Linked DNA regions of Homo sapiens: region 2 is linked to region 1. Evidence: chromatin loops called from intact Hi-C (ENCODE). Cell type or tissue: MCF 10A. All regions are shown on one strand.

What was found. Peaks named below come from ENCODE experiments on the same cell type or tissue, not always from the same donor. Only the 100,000 strongest peaks of a DNase experiment are listed, where the experiment ranks them.
Region 2: a loop joins it to region 1, with 10 times the contacts of the local background. A loop is called at or near these places in 6 of 110 quality-filtered maps.

What each region holds. Positions count from the first base shown.
Region 1 is chr1:178,609,513-178,612,012 of GRCh38, reverse strand. No RefSeq gene overlaps it. Among named protein-coding and RNA genes, the nearest start is that of MIR4424, 67 kb to the left of the region's middle. In MCF 10A, no CTCF peak of the experiment used is centred here; a DNase peak (open chromatin) is centred at 1,172.
Region 2 is chr1:178,683,348-178,685,847 of GRCh38, reverse strand. No RefSeq gene overlaps it. Among named protein-coding and RNA genes, the nearest start is that of MIR4424, 6.8 kb to the right of the region's middle. RefSeq lists an enhancer at 678-1,877. In MCF 10A, no CTCF peak of the experiment used is centred here; a DNase peak (open chromatin) is centred at 967.

The DNA.
Region 1 (2,500 bases):
TTTATCATATTAGCACAGTAATTTAAAACCTATCACTTGAATAGATATGTGGACAATACAGTAATATCTGGACTTGACTCACAACTCAAAGCAAAAAAAAACAAAAAAACAACAAAAAAATGAAGAACCCAGTAAGTAAAAAAACCAACTAACCCAGTAGCTCAGAAAAGCCCATGCTTCTTTATGAAAGAAGCGCAGTTTATTTAGGAGTGTTTCTTTCCTTTAGGAGGCCCACCACTGGCAGTCTTTGAAATGTGCTCAGTGGTTTACCCAGACCACTCTTTTTTTTTTTTTTTATTTGAGACAGAGTTTCACTCTGCCACCCAGGCTGGCGTGCAGTGGCGGGATTTTGGCTCACTGCAACCTCCAACTTCGGCCTCCCAGGTTCAAGCGATTCTCCTGCCTCAGCCTCCCGAGTAGCTGGGATTACAGGCATGCACCACCACACCCGGCTAATTTTTGTGTTTTTAGTGGGGACAGGGGTTCACCATGTTGGCCAGGCTGGTCTCGAACTCCTGACCTCAAGTGATCCTCCCACCTCAGCCTCCCTAAGTGCTAGGATTACAGGCATAAGCTGCTGCACCTGGCCCAGACTACTTCTTACCCCTGTTTCCTGGACAACGTGAAGCCGCCTTTGCAAAATTATGACTGAGACACTGGAAGGGATCTAACTTAACCGACTCCATCTTGCTTCTAACCTCCAAGCTGTCTTTGTTCATTCCTGGGCATAGGCTGAACTAACTTTGGGAGAAACTTTGCGGTTTATAGTTTAAACAAAGACAGTAACAGCCCTTTCCCAAAGCAGACCTCCTTCTTGTCTGAGGACTAGATTAACATTAGCCACAGGATTAGAAATTATGGTTTAGGAGTCATGCAGCTGGAGGCTACAAGATTCTGACCCTCCCTAAACTGCTCCTAAGATCAGTGCTTGAGATATTTTGCAGACTTAGCTTTGATGGATCAGCTGGCACCACCCAAATCGATAAACTGGCTCATCTAATCTTGTGGCCCCCACCCAGGAACTGACTCAGTGCAAGAAGACAGCTTCCACTCCCTATGATTTCATCCTGACCAATCAGCACTCCTGGCTCACTGGCTCCCCGACCTACCAAGTTATCCTTAAAAACTTTGCTCCCTGAATGCTCGGGCGACTGATTTGAGTAATAATAAAACTCTGGTCTCTTGCACAACCAGCTCTGCGTGAGTTACTCTTTCTCTATTGCAATTCTCATCTTGATGAATGAGCTCTGTCTAAGCAGAGGGCAAGGTGAACCCCTTGGGCAGTTACAAGTATATGTGCATCGGAACAAATACCAGAGGAAAAACATCAAATTGTTTTTGAGTAATTCCTGTTTTAGCTGGGTAATTCTCATTTTTACCATTATACTCTTCTTTTCTTTTTTTTTTTTTAGACAGGGTCTCACTCTGTTGCCAAGGCTGAGTGCAATGGTGCGATCATGGCTCACTGCAGCCTCTACCTCCCAGCTCAAGCAATCCTCCCACCTCAGCCACCTGAGTATCTGGGACCACAGGTGTGCACCACCATGCCCAGGTACTTTTTATATTTTTTTGTAGAGACGGGTCTCACTATATTGCCCAGGCTGGTCTCAAACTCTTAGACTCAAGTGATCCTCCTGCCTCAGCCTCCCAAAGTGCTGAGATTATAGGCATGAGCCACCATGCCTTGGCCATTATACACTTCTATGTCTTCTAAACATTCTACCAAAGAATTGTATTAATTTTCAGTGAGAGCAATAAATGTTTTTTAATTATAAAAATTACACATTCTCGTGGTCAAATAGCCAAATAGTATTCTTCCAGAATTTTTCTATGCACATAGAAGTATAATTTCACTTTTAAAAAGACACACAAATAAAGGCAGGCTACACACATTGTTCTCCATCTTGTTTTTTCACTTGCAATGTCTTGGTCATATTTTCATATTAGAACCTCTGTATTTACCTCATTCTTTATAGCAGTTGCAGGGGATTCCATTGAATGGTTGTATCATGACTGACTTAGCCAATCCATTTTTCAGATGTATTTAAGATGCTTTGAGGTGTTTTGCTATTATAAATACACTATATATCCTTTTTTTTTTTTTTTTTTGAGACAGATTCTCGCTCTGTTGCCCAGGCTGGAGTGCAGTGACATGATCTTGGCTCACTGCAAGCTCCGCCTCCTGGGTTCACGCCATTCTCCTGCCTCAACCTCCCGAGTAGCTAGGACTACAGTCACCCACCACCATGCCCAGCTAATTTTTTGTATTTTTTTTAGTAGAGACGGGGTTTCACCGTGTTGACCAGGATGGTCTCGATCTCCTGACCTCGTGATCCACCTGCCTCAGCCTCCCAAAGTGCTGGGATTACAAGCGTGAGCCACTGCGCCCAGCCTACACTACATATCCTTATACATTGCACATACATTTTATTATATATGAACGATACCTAGCAATGAAATTACTAGGCGAAAGGGCATGTATATTTACAACTTTGATAGT
Region 2 (2,500 bases), 74 kb before region 1:
GAGATTATGTCTTGTCCAGGCCTAGTAAATAAGTAAATCTTAAATAAATGAATAAATACCATTCATTAGGGTTTGCCTCTGTTTCACATTCAATACATCTACCTAGCATTCAACACATCTGATTTAATGAAAACTTCAGAAAACCCTGTGAAGTTATTATTACCTCTATTTCACAGATGAGAAATGAGGCCTGGAAAAGTCAAATAACTTGTTCAAAATCACACAGCTAATAAGTGGTGGAACCAGGCCGGGCGCGGTGGCTCATGCCTGTAATCCCAGCAGTTTGGGAGGCTGGGGCTGGTGGATCACCTGAGGTCAGGAGTTCAAGACCAGCCTGGCCAACATGGTGAACCCCGTCTCTGCTAAAAATACAAAAATTAGCCAGGTGTGGCAGTGGGTGCCTGCAATTCCAGCTACTCAGGAGGCTGAGGCAGGAGAATCGCTTGAACCTGGGAGGCGGGTGTTGCAGTGAGCTGAGATCACACCATTGCAATACAGCCTGGATGACAGAGTGAAGCTGCGTTTCAAAAAAAAAAAAAAGTACTGGAACCAGAATTGGGACCCAATTCTATCTGACTAAATCCATATCCTTTCCACATCCCCCTGTCTTTATGTATGTGAATGTATAGACAGAGCATGTTCATGACTCTACATGGTCAAATATCATGCATGTGTACAGAGCAATCTCAAAATAGAAGTTTTTAGTTCTTTCTAAAAACAAATTTATCCAGGGGAGAAGATCATCATAAAGACATAAACATGCCTACTGGATTTTCAGAGGCTCCTATAAGTTCTTTAATACTTAGATATCTGGACTGCAAAATAGTCTTATTTTTTTCCTTTTGTTGTGGATTTATTTTTCAAGGAGTTGTATAGCAATGACACATTGGATTGTTATTTCTGAGGCTTGTTTTGAAATATGTATTGAAACCTATGAACTCTGCAGTTCCTGTGGTCACACATTTTTTCTTAATGACTGTTAAATGATGTGTTTTTTTTCAAAAGCTCTAAGAGAGCATGACCTTTACCCAACAGGTTTCAATTTTCAAAAAATATTTCCTTACTTTTACACTAAGCTAGATATTTATTTTCATTTCCCTAGTTTCCCATTCACTTTAGCAGATCTTCATGTGCTCAGCCTCTATGCCAAGGCCTGTGAGGGCTTCAAAAGGAGGACACATGGGTTGGTTAAGTTTTCCAGTATCAGCTCTTCAGAGAGCCTGGCCTTCACCACCCAAGCAGACACCCTCCCCCATGCCCACCCTCATCATTCTCTGAATAAGGTACGCTTTTCATCTCTTCATTTCTTCTCACAATCTGTAATTGTTTCATTTATCTACTTGTTTATTAACTGTTGTCCCCACATAAATTTTGCTTTTTTTTTTTTTTTTTTTTTTTTTTTGATGCAGAGTCTCGCTCTGTTGCCCAGGCTGGTGTGCAGTGGTGTGATCTTGGCTTCCTGCAACCTCTGTCTCCCAGGTTCAAGCAGTTCTCCAGCCTCGGCCTCCTGAGTAGCTGGAATTACAGGCATGTGCAACCACATTCAGCTAATTTTTTGTATTTTTAGTAGAGATAGGGTTTCGCCATGTTGGCCAGGCTAGTTTCAAGCTCCCAGCCTCAGGTGATCTACTCTCCTCAGCCTCCCAAAGTGTTGGGATTACAGGCATGAGCCATCACGCCTGGCCGACATGACACAAGTTCTGAGAGGGCAGAGATCTCATCTGTCTTCCTCACTGCTGTGTCCCCCAGCAACTTAGCATAGTACTTGGCACAGAAAGCTCTGAATAAAAATTGCTGACTGACTGAATGAGTAAATGGATGTCTCCAGAACCTAGCAATGCCTACCACATGGTAGGCGCTCCATGAACCTTTTCTCATAATGAATGAAGTCATCAAGAAAGGAGACAGGATTTGACCTGTGATGTGAGGATGTGAGGTAATGATCGTGAAGTTCAGTCCACTCAAAAAGCACCTGAGGCCAGGTGCGGTGGCCTATAGAGGGGCATTCAACCTTTTGTCTGTACAGAACAGGCATTTTTTTTTTTCTGGCAAATGCTCCTTAAAACCATGTGGGGGCTACTAATCATGAAGTACTTCAGAGGTATGGCACATGCTCAAGTTGAGTTAATCAGTGTTCTTCTTTCTTCTGGGCACATTGACTGGTCTCTAGATAGGCACAAAGTCCCGCCCAGGTCATTCAGTGTCTTTTTACCACTCATTTTCAGACTCAAGCGGAAGAAAGATATTCCTTTTTTCTCTAGTCAGAGAGCTGCAAGGATGTGTGCCCAAGGCAGCTATGTCTTCAAAGCTGGTCTGAGAGGATGATGCCAACAGGCAGAAATTCAAAGGCAGGGGATGGTAAGCAAGCCCCAATGGCCAAGGGCCAGAGGACTTTTTCAAGGCTTAACTGTTCAGCTTCAAATCTGTGAGTGAATCTTGTGTCTTATCATAAATAACCTCCCTAAAAAACAAAAACTTAAGTGATTAGGTTGAATCTGAG